Regions from separate parts of the Homo sapiens genome. Here region 2 is linked to region 1. A link is a loop called in an ENCODE intact Hi-C map of the cell type or tissue named here. Cell type or tissue: Calu3. All regions are shown on one strand. Each heading gives the region's core, and the rest is flanking DNA. Links, peaks and the distances in the headings are about the cores only.

What was found. Peaks named below come from ENCODE experiments on the same cell type or tissue, not always from the same donor. Only the 100,000 strongest peaks of a DNase experiment are listed, where the experiment ranks them.
Region 2: a loop joins it to region 1, with 5 times the contacts of the local background. A loop is called at or near these places in 16 of 110 quality-filtered maps.

The regions. Positions count from the first base shown.
Region 1 is chr4:89,303,210-89,308,432 of GRCh38, reverse strand. GPRIN3 (GPRIN family member 3) reads left to right here and starts at 633. Exons shown (of 2, transcript NM_198281.3): 1 at 633-818. RefSeq lists silencers at 554-623, 634-683. In Calu3, for the core only: no CTCF peak of the experiment used is centred there; a DNase peak (open chromatin) is centred at 2,572.
Region 2 is chr4:89,432,118-89,437,340 of GRCh38, reverse strand. No RefSeq gene overlaps it. Among named protein-coding and RNA genes, the nearest start is that of GPRIN3, 130 kb to the right of the region's middle. In Calu3, for the core only: a CTCF peak has its summit at 2,799 (motif pointing right); no DNase peak of the experiment used is centred there.

The sequences.
Region 1 (5,223 bases), core at 1,059-3,558:
ACTGTCAGCAGTGCCTCTCCGAATACGCAGGATACTGTACATTTTGCAAAACATATTACTTATCGGATGATCTTGCTTTCAGATCTCCACTGCACGTGGCTTTATTGGAAACCTTCTGCTAGAGTCTAGACTCAGCCATGGAGTCTGGTGACCTGTGGGAGGGAGCAAGGGCCAGAATGCCTGCTAAATCGCTCTGGGTCCCCAGCCCTCTTCCTTAATCCCTTCTTAACTTTCCATCTGTCTCTGGTCTCCAGGGGTGCAGAACCACAACCCACCAGACCCCTCCTAGCTCCCGGCCCGGCGCTCAGCAGCCTGGGCTGCAACACTTTCCCCCAGGACCGGGAAGGCGGGGGAGGGGGTTTGGAGGGGGCGGAGCTCGGCCTCCTGCTGCCGCCGCTGCTGCTGCCGCCGCCGCCGCCTGCAAAGCTGTCGCCCCTCTCTCGGATGCTCAGGCTGGGCAGCGCTGGACAGATGGGTACACCCCGGGCCTGACGGATGAACAGTCGGGCAAGTGAACTCTCACCTCCAAACTGGCTCTGCGCCCGGCGGGGGCGGCGGCGGCGTCTGCAGCCCCGCGGTGGGGGCAGCCCCCTCGGTCTACGCCCGACTGCTGCGCGCCGCCTCTGCTCTTGGCATAGTAATTTCAGTTCCTGAACGCACGGAGCTCGCTCCGGGACCGGGCTGAGAAGGACCTCAGCTCGCGGGCCCGCCGGAGCCATCGGTGTGGCGCCGAGAGACGGTGCTTGGGATATGCGACGGGAAGCCCCCGCCACAGCGCAGGCAGTGGCCCCGCCGCGCCGCGGAGCCGGGCAGAGCAGGTAGGAGACGCCCCCTGCGCACCTCCGCCTGGCGGCCAGCGCGGGGGACCGGAGCCTGGTGGTGTGCTCTGTAGGGATGCGGAAGGGATTCGGTCCCACATTTTGCACAGGGATCCTTTGCCTGTTGCTCTTGTCTCTGTCCCATCCTGCGCTCTAGGAGGGGCAGTCTTTCTCGCAGGTGATGAATTTCTCTGCAAGGTCATTGCTCTCTTTGGCTCTGGCTTTGAAGGTAAATGGGAGAAGACGCCTGCTGATCGTGGGCAGGGAAATTTATAATCAATCGGGTCTGCACACTGCGAATATCCGAATATGAGGGGTGTGTGTGTGTGTGTGTGTGTGTGTGTGACATTTGTCTCATTTTCCTATGCTTATCCCCTTTAAGGTCAAAACATAGAAATATATATTACATATGGATGTATGTATGTGTGTGTATATACACACACATACATAAATGCATATGTAAATAGGTTTTCTTGAGGTAGGCAGAAAGAAGAGGAAGGGCGGGCAGGGGTTGATAAAGGGAAATCGTTGTAGAGACATGTTCACTAATAGAGGCGAACTTTGGAACCACATTAAATCAGGGTAGAGACTAGAGGTGATAAACGGTTCTTTCAAGATGGGCTTTAGAAGAGGTCTGAAGGAGCCTGTCAGCCAACACACACAGAAGATCTTCATGCTCTCCAGGCAGATGGAAACGATGTAGGCATCATTTCAGACGCAATAATGGACAGTGAAAGAGGGAAAAAAGGAGAGGTACTTAATATGCCACTGGGAAGTGAATTTTGGGTGATGGGAAGGCATCGAATCCAGACCAGGTTTCAAGGGCTTTCTGGAGGGCCATTGGGAGAAATCACCGCTTGGGGTGTAGGCAGTTCAAGGTTAAGACGATGTGAATGTCCACAAAGCAGCCGAGGAGGTGGGCAAAAGGCAAGGGCTTGGAGGGGGAGGGGAGAAACAGAGCTCTGAGCAGTCACTCAAGAAGCACCCACCTTTGAGTAAGGTGTCTTCTTCCTCTTGGTTAAAGCGGTACTTGGGTATGCTCCATCTAAATATTTTCACAACACATTTGTTTAAAGATCCATTGGACTATGTTTTTATTTTGTTTTTGCAAGGTATCTGGGTCATGGTGGGACTAGAAGAAACTGAAGTGTTTACAACACCAGCAAGATTTGGGAGAGAGGGTTGATTAAGGCTTTGCTTCATGAAATATTTACACATCTCCTGCGTGGGCTTTTGTTTGCTCTTGTTGGTGCTGCTGCATATTTTACTTTGATAATGCTTTGAGTGTACTTCGCCCGAATGTGCTTATTTTCCAGTTATAACCTATTCTTTCTTTTCCCATTGTGCTCACCATTGGCCTGCCCTGAGTAACAATTGTGGGAATAAAGGTACATGAGTCACAGCCCAAAGCAGAAAATCTCTGCTGCTATCTGCAAAAGACAGGAGTTTGCGTTAGAGAATGTTCTTTTTCGAGTTTTTGTGTGTGTTTAGTTTTTCAAGTTTTGTGTGTCTTTAATCGAGGGAATAGGTTATTGATTCAAAAGAGAAAAAAAAAACAGCAATTGCAATTGCAGGCCTAGATGTTATATGATTGAAATTTATTTTGGAAACAGCAGAGGAACTCATGGAGAGCCATGTACAGTGTGTTGTGGTGTGGTGAGCCTTCACCTAATCACTAACTAGACTTCTACGAAAATGATTAGGACAAAATCACAAGTGCATCAGCTTCACATGGGAAGTAGAGGACTGAGGCGTTGTATGAGTCAGATCAGTGTCAATTGGAGGGCAGGCTGGATTCCAGCAAGCTGTTTTGAAATTTGAGTGTTTTAATTGCCTCAAAAAAATTGCCCAATATGCTTAATTATTTGTTCCTGCAACATTTTCTTAATTATGCCTCAACATACTTAAAAGACTATATTTAGATCCAGCTATCCTTCACTGTTTGAATTTCCAGTTGCAAAATCTGCAGCTTGCAGGAAACACGGAAATATTGGTCTTGGAATCACAAAATTATAAAATGTTGGGCTCAGAGAAGGAGGACACATGATTCTAGCCACAGCTCTTATTTGAGCTCTTTCATTGGCAGCTGCTCCTGCCCTTTATGCACTCATTCATTCACTTTTTCATGAATATATGTTGATATATTCAACATATATTTAATCCTGGACTGGACATGGTCCTAGATTGTGGAATAGAAGAATAAACAAGACATAGTCTCAGCCTGCAAAACTTGGGAGGGACACTGCCAGCAACCGCTGGTGGAGTGCCCTGACAGGGTGCTGTGGAGGCCAGGGTAGAGGTGGAGAGAATAAGGAGAGTTTCCCATGGACCTGAAAGATGAGAGGACCTAGCCCAGTGAAGAAGAGAGGGAAGGACATTCCTGGCACGGGGACCAAAATAAGCAGAGACCAAGGAAAATACATAGCTCCAGGTGGTTGAAAAACAGTGTGAGTACATAAAGATGGTAAGACGAGAATGGAGAGGGCAGCAGGATCCACCTACAAACTGAAGTCCAAAAGGCCTGCCAACTCATCTGGTCAGTAAACCATTTTATCTGGGTGATTTAGGTGAATGCATTCATTTTGAGGATCTATGGTATTCAGATTACCCAAATTTATATTCTTCAAATATCTAGAAATTATATTTACCTTAATTTACAATAGGCTGCTTAAAGGGGGAAAAGTCTTAATTATTTTTGGCTCAAATATTTCATCTACAAATGTCTACCACCTACTTTGCATATTAGAAAAATAAGAGAGAGAATGAGGGAATAGAGGTTTGAATTATGTAGAAATGAGTTATAAAAATTCAAGGATTCTTATTTTTATGAGAATAGGGCTCAGGGGAAAAGAATGACAAAGAGTGTATATTCTAAGTATTTATTTGTCCTAGATGACTCCAAAAGGCAAACATATGATAGTGTAAAAAACAGACTGAACAAACAAGTAACTCAGGAACACAGGCTAAACAGACCCCAAAGGCCACATACATTTTTAAAAATTATTTTTTAAATGAGAGAAATAGTTACAGTAATCCCATAGTAATCATTAAGTGCCCTTCAAGAATGGTGCTTTTCAAACTAGCACACTGTGAAGTCAGTTTAGTGAGTCTGATCAGCATTTTTATTTTTGAAAAATAAAATACTAAAACAGAAGAGTAAGTATTGTTCATGAAATTCCTTAAATATATATATACGTATGTGTGTGTGTGTGCAAGCCTGCATAATGGACTGTGATATAAAATGTATACCTCATTATACATCATTTTCCAAAAAGTCTGAAAGCTACTGCTTTAAGTGATACAAAGAAGAGATGTTCCCAGTTTGCAAGATGCCAAGAGCCGACCAAGAGATCTGACAGATCTGATAGACAAGCATTTTCCGCAATATTCTGAATAGCATAATTGCCTGATTGAGGAAGGCAAGACTTACAATTTAGTGAGTACATGGCAGTAAAGTCAGAGAGCAAGATCCTTGGGGACTGAATTAATCTGGAAAGGCTTCAAGGAGGAGGGGGATCTTGAGTTAGTTTATAAAAGATGGATGGACCTGGATGTGCAGTGAGGAAGGGGTGCTGATTTCATGTCTATAGAAGGAGGAAGCAAAGAATGAGGAAGTAATGGCAGTTATATTTAAGAATCATTTAGAAAAGAAGAAATAAATATCAAGTTGGAAGAGAACTGCAGTAGAATTTCTGCTTGGACTGAAATATTACATGAGTTACTTTTTAAAAAAATAAATTTCATTGTGTATATTTAAAGTATACAACGTGATGTTATAAGATACATACATACATATTTTATATATTTTTTATATATACACATATATACATATTTTATATTTTTTATATATAAATATATATAATGGTATACATGTATATACATAAAATGTAAAATGGTGACGGTGTCTGTAGTGGAACCAAATAACGTATACATCTTTTATATCTACTACTTTGTATCCTTTGACCTGGATGCCCCCTTTTCCTCCCCTGATCATCTTCACCCTGGTAATCACTGTTTTATTCTCTAGCTCTGTATATTTGACCTTTTTTGAGTTGTTAATTATTTTATGACTAAGATCTATTTTCCTAATACTGCTACTTTAAGAAAATCTAGCCAGAGTGGCCATAACATCATAAATCTGCCATTTCCTGCCATCTTTTTATTTATTTTGCAGTAATTTACTGGTTAGGCCTTGTTCAGTTGAATGTTACTGTTGAACTATTGACATTACGAGATACACCACATTGTGGCGTGATTATTTCATTTCTCAGAATGCAACTACAGTCGTTGGCACAGAAGGCCGAGGTGGTCATGTGAGGAACTGACAGGCTGTGAAGATGAACCAGATCGCTTGGTAGCCATGAACTCCTAAAGGAACGGCAGCATCTGCCATATTTTCTTTTCG
Region 2 (5,223 bases), core at 1,494-3,993, 130 kb before region 1:
CCAGTTGAGAACCATTGTTTTAGGTCTGAGGATAAATGTCACACCTCAGGGGTGTTTTCTGATATCCCCACCATCACTCACACCCTTGTGCTGTCCTGTCATAGCATGCATCCAAAATCATAATAAAAATTACCTGGGGCCGGGCGCGGTGGCTCATGCCTGTAATCCCAGCACTTTGGGAGGCCGAGGCAGGCAGATTATGAGGTCAGGAGATCGAGACCATCCTGGCTAACATGGTGAAATCCCGTCTCTACTAAAAATACAAAAAATTAGCCGGACTACACACCTGTAGTCCCAGCTACTCAGGAGGCTGAGGCAGGAGAATCACTTGAACCCGGGAGGTGGAGGTTGCAGTGAGCCGAGATCACACCATTGCACTCCAGCCTGGGCAACAGAGTGAGACTCCATCTCAATATATATATATATATATATATATATATATTTGGGGAGATTATTTGTTTACTTTTGGTCTTTTCCACTAGATTGTAAATTTATTGAAGGCAGAAACTACATCTGGGTTTTCCTTTCTTTTCTTTTTTGAATTACTATTTATTAGACAGATTCTCTCAATAAAAGCAATTATGCTTTAATATTTGTGAGCAAATAAATATTTGTTAAATAAATGAGAGTTCACTAAAGAAAAAGATACAAAAATATCATATCTAGCAGTTACAAATCTGAACTTGCCATCTTCTCCTATTTTGAGAATAACACTTAATTGTTAAGGGGCAGAGACGAAAACAAAAGGAAAGAAAAAGGAGGATGAAAGGAAGGAAAAGAGGAAAGGACCAAAAGCAAGCACCCCAGTGAAGTGTGGGGTTTTTCTCACAGGCCCAGGGAACTCTGTGGTGCAGAATAAACAGCACTATGGAGGAGGGAACCATAGCAGTCCTGCATCTAGGCGTGAATATGGCTGCATACTGAAACAGACGTGTTTGAGAGTCCAACTTTCCTAAGGTTGGAACTCTTTTGAATCAAATGTGAGACTTTCCCCAGGCTCCTCCTGCCTTCCTTGTTCCTGACACAGCTACTTTCTGGGAAGTCTTGAAATGTCCCTTAGCATTTCCAACTTTCCTCTAGCTTCTCCCTAAATGTAAAAACTGATTAAGCAATGGCTGACATCATCATACTGTCCTGGAAAATTTGTATTATTTTCTAGAGATGTATGTAGAATCGCTCTGGATGGCTCAGAATAGCAAGAGATGTTGCAGAATGTGCCCAAAAGGTACAATAGCATCTGTAGCAGCCATGCAACAGTTTCTAGTCAACAAATGATGCTGAGCTCTTGGTGTTTTTGTTTGTTTTGTTTTTTAAGTCATTTTAAAATGACAAATGTAATGCTCAATGCAGAGAACTTTGGACATATATGCAATAGAAATAAAGCAGAATAAAATCACCTATTAAATAAATCCAGCGATAACTACTCATTTTTGCGGGTGTGAGCTGTACTTTTATTAGATATTTTTATTACAGTTGTCTAAATATTGCTTAGAAACCCTTTTTTACTTGCTCTCAGATTTCTGCTCTTATTGGTATCAAATTTGAAACATTTATTTATAATTATTTATTGTTATTTAATTATACAATGATGCCTAATGACTAAGTCCCTGGCAGATCAGGGCTGATAAAAAATGCAAACACTCTCTTTATGGCAGCTTAAAATAGTCTAAAGAGTCATTATGACATTTTAATAATGTTTATTCTCAAATACAGTGGTATTGAATTAAACATTTAAAAAGATTCAGAAACAAACAAGAAATCCCAAAGAGCTTTCCTCAGAAGCTAATTTCAGTTCTGCTAACTCAGGCAAAAGATGGTAATTTCTTCAATCGTTTTAAATTCTGCAGTCATGGATTAGAAAAGTTCCCACATGTGTACTCTCATATCTAATATTTCCTAACTCTCTCATCCCCACCTCACCAGCTGCACACAATTGCCACATAAAATTATATTCTTCTTTCATTTACCTAAGACACTGTACATTGTTAATAAAATTGTCATAATAGAAAAACTGAAGCATCCTTAAGTAGTCACCTGTAATACCTTTCTGATTTACAAACTGGAGACCTTATGTAGTTAATTAACCTGGAATAGCTGCCAAACATTTTCTTTGATTGTGAATAACATAGGATCAACTCAACTTGATCTCTATTAGAAAGCACTCAGGCTCCTAAAAGAACCATAGTTTGCATCAACAAATAATTCCTCCTTGAGCTAACTCCAAATAATTTGACAGTAGGACATTATTTAATTTTTAAGGACTAAAAAGGTCTGTTAACCTTGTTTTTACAGTTCAATATTTTAAACAATATGTGTTGCTGTTGTCATTTTTAAATACACTCTTTTCATCATATTTGAGACTTCTGTAACCAAAGGTTTATTTGGTTACGATTTTCTCTTTCCCCTTTTCTCTATTTCAAAATGAACAGCTACTTTGTATCTTATGTAGCTTGTAGCATGAAATTCCACATATGAGTAATTATTTCCCTCCTGCAGGTATTAAAAAGAAATGTTAATCATAATTAAAAGATTACTGGCTTCATTTCCATAAGGCATTCACTCTAAGCAGTTAATTACAGAAGTGAACTCATCATGCATGTGCTTTTAAGTCCCATTTATAAGAAACTGAGCACAGCAAAAATTAGGTATGATAAAATCTTTGTAAAGCAATGCTTTATGTACTTATTCTTTTGCAAGCGCATTTACCCAAACCATCTTATGCAAATTTTGTTCTCAGCCATTAGATTGCTGACTTTTCTTTTTGTCCACTAGAGGTCTGCCATTCCTAACTTGAAAACATGCTGGCCTTTGAGAGTTAGTATACTAAGATCTGGAGCCTGCCTGAATATATCCATCATCTATCTTTCTATTCTTTCATTCACTGATTCATTAATTCACTCAACATTTATTCATCACTGCTGTGTGCCAGTCATGGTGCTACTTACAAAGGACGAGGGGATTGTCAGTTTCTTGCATCTGCCCTATCTTACTACGTTTTGTGCTGCAACAATAGAATACCTAAGACTGGGTGATTTATAAAGAAGAGAAATTTATTTCTTACAGGAGGCTGGAATGCCCAACATCGAGGGGCTTGCATCTGGTGATGGCCTCTTGCTATGAGGAGGTAGGAAAGGACAAACTCATCCTTTTATCAGGAACCCACTCTCGTGATAACCCACTCCAACGATAACAGCATTAATACATTCATAAGGGCAGAACCCTTGTGACCTATTCATCTCTTTAAAGTCTCAGCTCTCAACACTGTGGCACTGGGGATTAAGTTTCCAATACATGAACTTTGGGGGATGCATTCGTACCACAGCCTGCATCTTTCTCTATGTTTCCTTGTATATAAGGCTCTCTACTTCCTCTTACCTGCCCAGGCCCTTGTTCTATCAGGTATCTCTGAACCTCTCTGTATATCTTCATTTTTTGCTTCTCTTATTTGTCTTCCCCACTTGCTCATTAAGCCTTCCATCCTAATATCTTTCTTCCCTCTGATCTTCCTCTGGCTATTACTCTAAGTCTTGCCGCTGCTTCACAGATCATTCTTAACAGGGTTATCAGTGTTTCCACTCTCATCTCCCATTGCTCCTCTCACTGCAATTGGACTCCATGGAAGCTGCCTTAGTAAAACAATTGCCTGCTTGACGCCTTCTTTCTTTCTCGCCACACTGAATCACTTACTGAGTCCTGAGGACCTACCGCCTTAACAATTCCAGCATCTGACCATTTTCCTCCCTGCCTCACCTTCATCCAGGCCCTAATCATTTCTCATTAAATTACACCCATTACTCCCAACTGGCCTCACTGGCAACAACATATTCTCTACCCTCTGCCACAGTGATCTTACTACAGCATAAATCTAAACAAGTCCTCACCCTGCTGAGACCCTTTGATCACTCTGAGCCTTCAGAGAAAGCCCAGATCTCCCCTAAAGGACAAGAGCAGCCAGAGTCACAGGCCACTGCTGATCTCTCCCTTCCCCCAGACCTTTAGCCACACCAGGCCTCCCACTTGTCCCTGCTCGCTGGATTACTGTGGATTTGTGCACGTATTCTTTTCTCTGTGTGGGATTTCATCCTTTAGAGCAGCAGTCCCCAACTTTTTGGCACCAGAGACTGGTTTCTTGGAAGATAGTTTTTTCACTAATGGGGGTGGGGGTAAAATGGTATGGTTTGGGGGTGAAACAGGTCCACCTCAGATCATCAGGCATTAGATTCTCATAAGCAGCATGCAACCTAGATCCCTCACATGTGCAGTTCATAATAGGGTTCGCACCCCTATGAGAATCTAATGCAGCTGCTGATCTGACAGGAGGCGGAGCTGAGGCGGTAATGCTCACTGGCCTGCCGCTCACCTCCTGCTGTGCCACCTGGTTCCTAACAGGCCAGGGTCTATGGCACAGGGTTGGGGACCCCTGCTCTAGAGTACTTTCCTAAAGGGTCCATGAATAATAAATACTTAATCCTCATATGTCTAGAAGTGGCTGTATTTTATTCTCCCTTTTGAATGATAACTTCAATGGGAATAGAATGCTAGCCTGGAAGCTGTTTTTCTACTCTCCTTTGAAGATAAGAGTCAAATGTTTTCTAGCAGTATCGTTGCCTGCGAGAATTCTGTTATTATTCCTTGTAGATAACCTATTTCTTCTGTACTTGGTTTTTCAATTTTCACTTTTTTAAATTGTTCTGAAGTTTCATCCTTATGTATGCATGTAATTTGTATTTAGTTTTGCTGATTAGAAAGCATTGTGATTTTTAAGTCTGAGGAACTCTAGTCATTTTATTCTGGAAAAATTTGAGCTATCACCTTTCCTTAATTTTTTTCTCTTTTCTCCTCCTTTTACTCCAATGCTATCTTACCCATCCCTTACTCTCCCATTCCATGTTTTCGTCTCTTCATCACTCACTCTGATACATTCTGAGTAAGCATCTCAACTCTATCTTCCAATGCACTTGCATTTTCCTTTCCTATTTCTATTTTATTGCTTTAACTCACCTCTCCAATAAGTCTTCCTGAAACCTAAACCTGAATTAAGGTATTTTCTTCTGGGTCAACATAGTTCCATGTACAGGCTAAGACACATTATATGTTATATTGTATTTTATTGACCTGCTTATTTAACTACCTGCTCTATCTCTCCCATTTTAAACTTTCTGTTTTTTGAGGACAGGATATCTTTATATCCTCTGCATTTAATCCTGTCCCTGGAACATATGG